Regions from separate parts of the Homo sapiens genome. Here region 1 is linked to region 2. A link is a loop called in an ENCODE intact Hi-C map of the cell type or tissue named here. Cell type or tissue: PC-3. All regions are shown on one strand.

Evidence for each region. A loop is a pair of places that touch in the nucleus more often than their neighbours do. Peaks named below come from ENCODE experiments on the same cell type or tissue, not always from the same donor. Only the 100,000 strongest peaks of a DNase experiment are listed, where the experiment ranks them.
Region 1: a loop joins it to region 2, with 7 times the contacts of the local background. A loop is called at or near these places in 7 of 110 quality-filtered maps.

Annotation. Positions count from the first base shown.
Region 1 is chr10:61,163,334-61,168,333 of GRCh38, forward strand. No RefSeq gene overlaps it. Among named protein-coding and RNA genes, the nearest start is that of LINC00845, 150 kb to the left of the region's middle. In PC-3, CTCF peaks have their summits at 3,039 (motif pointing right) and 3,245; a DNase peak (open chromatin) is centred at 1,178.
Region 2 is chr10:61,281,622-61,286,621 of GRCh38, forward strand. No RefSeq gene overlaps it. Among named protein-coding and RNA genes, the nearest start is that of TMEM26-AS1, 170 kb to the right of the region's middle. In PC-3, CTCF peaks have their summits at 2,848 (motif pointing left) and 3,047; a DNase peak (open chromatin) is centred at 2,830; H3K4me3 peaks cover 442 bases.

The sequences.
Region 1 (5,000 bases), 120 kb before region 2:
GGCAGAAGGGTGGACAGGTCATTATCTCCAGTTCAGTGTCATAGATGTTCTATGCTTGCATTGCCTGATTGCTGGACTCGCACCGAAGTCCTGGCTTCTACAAGAAAAAGGATCTCACCTTGCATTCTATCAATAGCACCAAAGGGAGTCTTCATTTCCGAAGGTAATTGCCGCAAACGTGTTACACAATATCATTCATTACTTGCTAGGATTGAGTGCTGAAAGTACATTTCACAAGATAATGATGTTGTTTCCCAGGACTGAAATAACCGGTTATCTGACTCCTAGGTTCATCCCACATTAGGTGTATTACACACACACCTGTCAAAATAAATAATTTACTTGGGATGTGTCAGAACTCACAACAAGCTGATGAGAAATGTGTAGGGTTGTAGAAAGCAAATCAGAGAGGCTGAGTGAGTGAGGGGAAAATGATGGTCCGTGTCAGCAAAAGGATAGCCCAGCAAGAGAGATGAAAGCATGGTGAGATTTTAAAATGCCCACATTCCCATTCTTGCAGGTTTCAGTGAACAGAGCCACATGTGGTCACACCAAAAATATTGGCTTGAAATGAATTCCTGGCTGCGGTGGTGTCTCATGAAGCCAGCTCTGCAATTTACAAAGGTGACAGCCAAAGCCATACAACTAAAATGGGAGTTTTCAATCAGGTAGACTGAGACTAGTGAGGGGGTAATCTTATACTAGTTGTAGAAATACATTTTTATCAGGCAACAGGTGTCATTAAAAAAAGAGAAATTGAATAACCTGCTCCAGACAGGAAGAGTTGCAGGCATGGGTTTTCAACCTTACTTATTAAATGGAAAACTATTTTAAAAGAAGTTTTAGGAAATATTCAGAGTAGCTTCCAAGGAGAAATGATGAGCTTAGAGAGGCATGAGACAACCTAGTAGCAACAATAATAATAATAATAGTGATACTAATAAATAATAGTAATAATAAAGGAGGAGGAGAAAGTGGAGGAGAAGAAGAAGAACAGGAAGAGGAAGAGGGAGTGAGAGAGAGGGAGGGAGAAGAAATAAATCTTGCTGATCCAACTAAATAAAGGAAAAAGTGAAACATGACATATACAAGGTCTAGACAAACAAGCGAGTCACAATTAGAAAAGGTAGTCAGAATGGGAAGATGAGCTTTAGTAACCATTGCAGGGTTAAAAATGTTTCAATGGCAGCAGTCATGTCTTGTGTGGCAACCCTGTTGAGCAATACCATGTAATAAAACAACTTGAGTGGCACCAGCAGTTTGCAGCCATGTCTGTTGTGTACCTAAAGAGCTCAGATTAAATGCAGCAGTATTCCAGCCAAATGGACACGTGGAGGGCCCAGTCCTGCCGCCTCGGGGCTAGCAAAGTCTGAGAACTAACTGAGCATAGGCAGTTGGCCCAGGCATCTGACGCTCTGGGTGTCCCCCGATGCTCCCCCACCCCCACCCCCGCAATCCTGCTGCTTTTTCCTTCTCAGCACAACCATAGTTCATGAAATTTTGTGATCCAGCCATCAGAGCCTTCACTTTGCCAAAGACAGAGGAAAAATTAGTAGAGACAGGAAATTCCTGGAAGAGAAAGCTGTTGTGAGAGCTAATAAACCCATATTAGGGTTTGTTTTTTAACCTCCAATAACATGACTGTTATGAGCATTACTGTCAATAATAAAATGAATAAAAGAGATTGAATCACAGCAGTGAGGAAAGAATCATAGACTGTGAGGGCAGAGAAACACAGATTCAAACCCTGCCTATTGAGGGAAAATTGTCTACTCTCTCTAAGCCTGTGTTCTGTTGAAGAACACTATTATTTTGTAAACTTACAAAGATTAAATTAGTATTAATTAGACGTGCCTTTACTGAGTGCTTTCTACCTGTTAGGGCTTATGTGAAAGTATCTGCAGCATCTCAGTTAAACCTCACCATTATGAGATAAGAACGATAATTTTCCCCATTTTACAATTGGAGAGGCTAAGAAAGACAGAATAACCTGCATGAGGTTATAGAAGTACTAAGTGGTGGAACGGGCATTTGAAGTAGTTCTGTTTAGCTTCAGAACCTGTGCCCTTAACCTCCACATAAAAATGCCCAGTGTAGCCCCTGACACATGGTGAACACTTAATAAATGGCAGCTCCTATTAGTACCACAGTTGCCTTAAATTCTGGAACAAGAAGGCACGTAAATAAAATAAAAGAACGATTATTGCTGGTGGTGTTTTTTCCATCATAGGAGGTATAAAATGCCCTGCTGGTTCTCACAGACATTTTGCCTGGAAAATTGTGAAGACTTTGCCTTCACAGGGAAATGAATTAAGTGAACAAAATCAAATGGCAGAAAAACTTCTCTTTTCTAAAAGGGCTTAGAGAAATGTGCCACTAAAACATGAGGCCCCTTGAAGAGGTTGATGTTTCTGCTACAGTCTTAGATGACTTGGAAGTAGAGGCTCTCTTGCAACGGGTAGATTAGATTTTTCCAAGAATGCTCTTTAACAGACTCAATAATGTTAATTGTGAAAGTCCAAACAACATCAAATTTAATCTCAAATTAAAAGCTTTTATTTACTGGAAAATCTGGGGTAGACAAAATTTAAGAAAGAGCTTCGAGTTGCCTGTGGCAGTTGACATTTCCTTGGGACTGGGTTTGCTTAGATATTTTATTTCCTTCTGCAGTTGTACTTTTTGATATAAGAAACTATAAACACATTAAAGGAGACAATTTATAAGGAAATAGCTCCTATTAAAGAATTTTACACTTAATTTCTTAATTAGGTAAGAATTACTGAGTTCTGGCCAAGAGAAAAAATAAAAAATAAAATCAGTGAGAAAATAGGCCAGGTGATTAGCAACCTATTTTTAGGACTTGACAGGCCAGTTTTATTTCTAAGAAGAAAAAGGGCTTAATCTATTTGTAGAACTTGATCATAGCCCAAAGCCATTTGTCACTGCAAGTTAAAAACCTCTCTGCTAACTTACTACTTTAAGCAGCCTATACTAATCCCTCTGGAAACCCAATCTTTTTACCTTATCACCAGATGGCACCAAACATCTTTAAGGAGGAGAAGAGAGGTGAATGGGAATGTTTACTTTTTGATTTTTTTAATCTAAAAAATGAATCCATTTAAAATGTTAAATGCTGAAAGAATGAAATGTACAGGGCAAGTGAATCAATCTTCCATGATCAGCAGTCTCATAGCATTTGTTGTCTTTGACCAAGATCATTTTCATATTTTCTAAGAGATTTAATTTGATAATATCAGGAAGAGTCATTTTTTAAAATGTAGAAAAATATACATTACATAAAAGTTACCACTTTAACCATTTTAAGTATACAAATCTGACATTAAGTACACTCACAATGTTGTGCAATCATCACCATTATCTATTTCCAGAACTTTTTCATCATTGCAAAGTATTAAACAGTTTTTAAAATAATTATAGATTTCCAGAAAGTTACAATGATAATATAGTGAGGTCCTGATAACACCTCACCCAGTTTCTTCCAGTGGTTATAGTTTATATCTTAGTCCGTTCAGGCTGATATAACAAACTACCATAAACTGAGTAGATTATAAACAACAGATGTTTATTTCTCATGGTTCTAGAGACTGGGAAGTCCAAAATCAAAGTGCCAGAAGATTTGTTGTCTGATGAAGGCCTGCTTCCTGGATTGTCAACAACTGTCTTCTCCCTGTAAACTTACATGGAAGAAGTGCAAAGGAGCTCTCTGGGGTTTTTTGTTTTGTATTTTTTAAAAAAATAAAGGCACTAATCTTATTCATGAGAGACCCACTGTCAGAACTAATCACCCCCCAAAGGCCCCACCTCTTCATACCATCACATTGAGGAATTAAGTTTCAGCATATGAACTTGGGAGGGACATGAACATTTCATCTATATCATCTTATGTAACTATAGTTCAATACCAAAAGCAGGAAACTGACATTGGTAAAATGTGTGCATGTAGTTCTGAGATAGTTTATCATATGTATAATTTATGTAACAACCACTGCTATCAAGATACAGACAAGTTTGAATGAAGGGTACAAACCTCACCTCTATTAAAGTCCTTTAATGAAAGTCCTCATAAACCTCTATTTATAATATAGTTACCTTATATATTTACTCTATATATGTTGAGAATCACACCACACTTATATCTTTTGCTTTAACCATCAATTATAATCTAAAAGTCAAGAAGAGAATAATGTACGTTATTTACCCATATTTCTGTTCTTCCTGTTATTTCTTTTTGATGTTCCAAGATTCTTTCTTTAATCACTTCCTTTCTGTTTCAGGGACTTCCTTTAGGAATGGTCTACTGGTGACAAATTCTCTTAGTGTTTCTTCATCTGAGAGGGTCTTTATTTCCCCTTCATTCCTGAAAAATAATTTTGCTGAATATAGAATTTAGCATTGACAGTTCTTTTGTTCCATCACTTGAAAAATGTATCATTTCTTTCTGTCCTTTCTGTTAAATTAGTTTCTGGTGAGAAATTCATTGTATTTAAATTGTTTTAATCCTATAGATAAGGTGGCTTTTCCCTCCTGCTGATTTCAAGATCTTTTTCCTTTATTTTTCTGATGTTTGAGTATAATGTGTCTTCGTATGGATGTTTGGGTTTAACCTGTTTGAGATTTACTTGGCTTTTCATTTATTGTTTATTACTTTTGCCAAATTTTGGTCTACTTTTTTTTTTTTTAATCACCACCCTCTTTCTCCTCTCCTGGTATTCCAATGACATGAATGTTAGCTCTTTTGTTATAATCCCACAGGTCCCTCAGAATTTGTTCAGTTTTTTTGTTAGTTTATGTTGGCTCTGTTATTCAGACTTGGTCATTTCTGTTGCTCTATATTCAGTATAACTGATTTTTTTCCTCTGTCTGCACCATTACGCTATTTAGCCGATCCATTGAGTTTTTAATTTTGATTATTGGATTTTTCAGTTCTAACATGTCCATTTGGCTCTTCTTTATGTCTTCTATTTTTTTATTTTGCTGAA
Region 2 (5,000 bases):
AATGGTTAAGCTGAGAATTGAGCAATAAGAAGAAGACAGATAAGGTAGGGTTCTTTGAAAATTGCATGATGAAAAATTATCTGGACATTTGCTAAAAAGTACATATTTCCAGGCTCCTTCTCTTGGAGAGTCTGATTAAGTAGATCAGGGGATGAGGTTCAGGAATCTGTATTTGTAACTTCCCCAAGTTGTTCTTGCAATCCAAGAAGTTTGGGAAAACCTGAAAGAGGCGATGAGCTGTTCCAGGTGAGAAACTATTCATCCTAAGGCATCACATCAAGGGTAGAGAGGACCTGAGAAAAAACATTTTGACTAGAGGGCAGAGTGCGATGTCAGGTAACGGACAGGAAGCGTTTGCTAAAATTTGTTGTAAGACCTTGGAACCTTGCACAGTAGCTGAGCAGATGCTTAAGTGACTACTGGGATGTAGTAAGGAGAGGACATTGACAACTGCTCTACGGAAGGAACTGAACCTGTTAATTCCTCAGAGTTACCCCCAAATAAATAGTTTGCTTTTATTTTCTTTTAACACTAAGGAGAAATGTAGGTAACTGCATAAGAAGTATTGTTTGTTGAGAAGTCTTAGGCAGACCCCATTTTCAAAAACGCTTCCTATAATGATGCATAAAATTGTGCAGGAAATTACTTTTAGGTTTACATTTTAACAAAATGTAAATAGTCATGGCAAGGAACTTTCCTTCAACCAAAAATCTGGTTGTCTTCTCTTGTGTTAAACATTGTGCTTGAACCTTCTCAGCTGTTTATGCAACTGGATTTCAGGAGAGAATATGTGCCAAGAACATGAACAATTAGCCTTACTTACCTTGTATTTCAGAGAAAGATGCACCATATCTTTAGGTTTATAATCTCCAGCAATGGTTTGCTGAAACTGGCTCATACTGGCTCTTGAGAGCCAATTGTTAGCATCTATTTGCAACTCCGTGTTCAGTGATTTCACATTCATAGCCTGAAATCAGCCATCGTGGCAGCATTTACACTATGAAAATCAGCAATTTATCCCTGTCATTGCCGAGAGCCTGTTGTTAACATTTACCAGCACACCATGACTGACAGGTATTCACATTTTTTAAATTGTGGCAATTTATGCATGAGAATATTCACTGATTTGTCTCCTACAAATAAATACTTTTTTCTCACTGCTCTCCTTTTTATTAAAAAGGAAAGTCTTTCTCAGAATCTTCAACAGGCTTCCATTACTTTTTCTTGGTCAGACCTCTGTCCCATGACCATGCAAGAAAGGCTGAGATAGTGAGTATCTAATCTGGCAAAGCTACCAAGTCAATTGGTAGCTTTGGTACCAATTGGTACATTTGGTTCAAGTGAATCCTGATTCAACTGTGAACTTGGACACAATAATAATCTTGAACAACACTCGAACTCTGTTAGTAAGGGAGAAAGGGACATCATCCTTGGTCAGGAAATGAACGATATTTCCCACTTTAGTAATACAAGAAAGGAATGAATGTGGTCTCTAACACCCAGAAGGCTGAACTGTAACAGAACTAAAATAAGTTCTCTCTATTTTTGCTTGTTTTAACAGCTGCTGGCATTTTATGCCCAGCCTCTTACAGCAGTGGTTCTCCAAGTGTGGTCCTCACATTGGTAACATCAGCATCATCTGGAAACTTGTTAGTAATGCAGATTCTTGGCCCCACCCCAGATCTCCTGAATCAGAAGCTGTGGCGGGAGGAAGTGATGGTGGAGGGGAACATGATAACAGATGTGGTCCAGTCATCTGTGTTTTAACAGGTGCTGCAGGTGATTCTGATGGACCCTCAAATTTGAGAACCTGCCTAAAGAGTGTCTAACTCTATCAGTGTGATAATGTGTAAAGTGAATTTCAGCGAATCAAAAGCACCTTGTTGGTACTAGGCACATAGTAGGCACCATCATTTATTCATTCATTCATTCATTTATTAAGCACTTGCTAGTGTTACCCTGTGTCACACAATCCATTCCCCACTAGCAGCCAGAATGATGTTTTAAAAATGTAATCAGATTGTGCAACTTGCTTGCTTAAAACCTTTCAGTGGCTTGTACAATAAGATGAATACAAACTCTAAGTCACTCCATGTTCTGGCCTGCCTGCCTCTCCAAATTCCTATTCATTGCCTCTTGGTTCCTTGACCAGGCTAAACTTCCTTCTATGAATGACTCTACCTTGTCATTTTAGTTCCACCTTAACACCTTTTCAGAGAAGATTTCTGCATACCTTATCAAAGGTGCCTCAGCTTGCCCCTATTTATCTTTATCACATTACCCACTGATTTTCTTCATAGCATATAAAACTATTGTATCTATTCATTTGCTTATTGTCTGATTCTTCCCCTAGAAAATAAACTCCATGCAGGTGTCCACTGCCTCTCAGTGTCTATGTGGGCCTTGTAATCCTAGAAGTCTCAATAAATATTTGTTGAATGAATTTCTGGGTACCGTCCTAGATGTTTCATAACTGAAATTTGAATTGCTAGAGGAAATTAACAGCAGGAGTCAGCGCTTTGGCAAAGGCACATCATGTCTCTTTCTTTCTTTCTTTCTTTTTGGTTGTAAATTATAATTTATTTCATTTGTAGAAACTTAAATTTACTTACAGGAAGCTCTTCAAAGGATGATGAAACTCACTTGTGAGATCGGTTGGCTTCCGATTAAGAGTAGGCATTATGTTTATTTATTGACGGGATTACTAGGAACTTCAAAAATAATACAAAAATGTTTTTTATCTTGTACCACATCAGATAAGCAAGTAACTGACTCAGAAAATTTATGATAGCCTTACCGTTGTTTTCCCACGGACTGTTCTGGAAATAGAAAGATGAAATCAGACTCCAGTGCCATCTAGTGGTCATGTTTAGTTCCTCAAGAAATAAAATCCAATGTAGTCTAGCACTGATTTTTCACTTTTTGGGAGATATTGGGCTTGTGTATGTGTCTTTCCAATTTCAGATATTACTTTAGAAATTTTAATAAATATTAGATTAATGCAACTGATGCAAGTTGGTCAAATTCTTGAAAATTTATGAGAAATGCTAATCCTTCATGGTGTTATGTTGTAGTAGAAATGGGTTTTATAAATAATAATTGTGATGATAACCCTTCATCAAGTTGTATAATCCTAAGGAACTGAACTATTTGACACCTCCCTTTGGTGATGGACATCAGTGGACACTCAGAGGCAAAGGAAGAATTCAGAATTTCTGATCTCCAATCCCATTTTCACTCTACTTTGTTGCATATGGTGATCTAAAGTTTGATTCCAGATGTCCCATCCTACTCATGTTTTCCATTCTTTCTACTGGCTTATAGTAAGATCTTTTACAAACAATAACCAGATCCTCAGTTTAAGAAGTAAAGTGTCCATTTTAAACAAAAATTAGAACCTCAAAAGTTCTTCATAAAATTATTTTCATCTCCTATGGTCATAACATAATTTATAGGGTCCACAGAAACTAACAGAAATAAATACTCTGGTTGCATCTAAAATGGATCATGCCCTGTGCTTATCTCTTTATGCACACTCAACAACGCTGCACAATCTAATGATTATTCCCTACATTAAAAAGATGAAGAGTAATACTCATAGAATCGGCATTTGTTGAGCCACTAATATATGCCAGGTATCATGCCAGGTATTTTTAATACATTATTTTATTTAATTCTACAAACTTTTCAGAAGTAGTTTTCATCTGTGCAGATGAAGAAACTGAAGCTCAAAGGAGTTGTTAGCCCAAAAACCCATATCTGGAGACTGCAATTGGAGCCCTTCTGGCTGGCTCCATATCTCTGCTCTTTCTAATCATTTTCCAGAAGTTTAAAAGGAATTTTGATTTTTAATTTTTAAAAAAAATTTTTCCCACCACATCATGCCCCATCAGAAGATCAGCAGTTTGAGGGCAGGAACCACATCTAATGCCTGGCATGTAATATCTCAATAAGTATTTGTTGAATGAATTGAAGGAGGCAGGCTTGAAAAGGTTCTAGTTCTCCAGCCAGTCATTTGGTTACCATTCATATTCGTTATTTATTGCTGCATGAGACTTAGTGGCTGAAAACAATAAATAATAAACATTTGCTATCTCAGACTTTCTGTGGTTCAGGAATCCAGAAGCAGGTTACCTGGATCTCTCATGAGGCTGAAGTCAATATTTTGGCCAAGGCTACAGTCATCAAGGCTCAGCTGGGGCGGGATCAACTTGCAAGATCACTCATATGGCTGTTGGCAGTCCCCAGAAGATCTGCATCCAAGCTCATTTGCGTGGCTATTGGCAGGCTTCCTCTCCCTACCACGTGGGCTTCTCCACAGGGCTGCTTCACACACATGGCAGCTGGCTTTCCCCAGGATGAAGTGATCCACAGGGAGTGAGAGAGAAGGCTCAAGATGAAAGCCACAGTCTTTTTATAACCTTATCTTAGCAAGTGGTATCTCATCGCCTCTACTGTATTCTCTTCATTAGAAGTTACCCGTGAAATCTCCCCCTACTCGTGGGGAGGAGATTATATAAGGGCATGAATACTAAGACATGAGAGTCCTTGGGCCATCTCAGAGACTGCCAACCACCACATTCGTGGCATATCCATTGAGGATTGACCCTTGAGATCACTCTGTAATATTACAGATCATTTCCTTCCCATGCTACATGAAAATGTCTTGTAATCTAGCTGAGGCAGGTTCTAACAGTTCTGATATTAGACAAATCCAAATCTTAACTCCTTCATTTTATAATTGTGACCCTGTTGCTTCATTTCTAATATATGAAGTAGGCATTATAACAGTATATGCTTCATGAGCATTTCATGAAGATTAAATGAGAGTATCAGGAAATTGCTTATTATAGTGCCTGACATCAGGAAACTAAGCAATCACTTCCAGCTAAAACAGTCTAAATATACTAGTAACTTTATTTTGAACATTCCAAAATGCTTTCCTATGTGTCACTTCTTGTTTTGTTTTATTCTCTTTGTAATTGTAGTAAGGTGGTAGA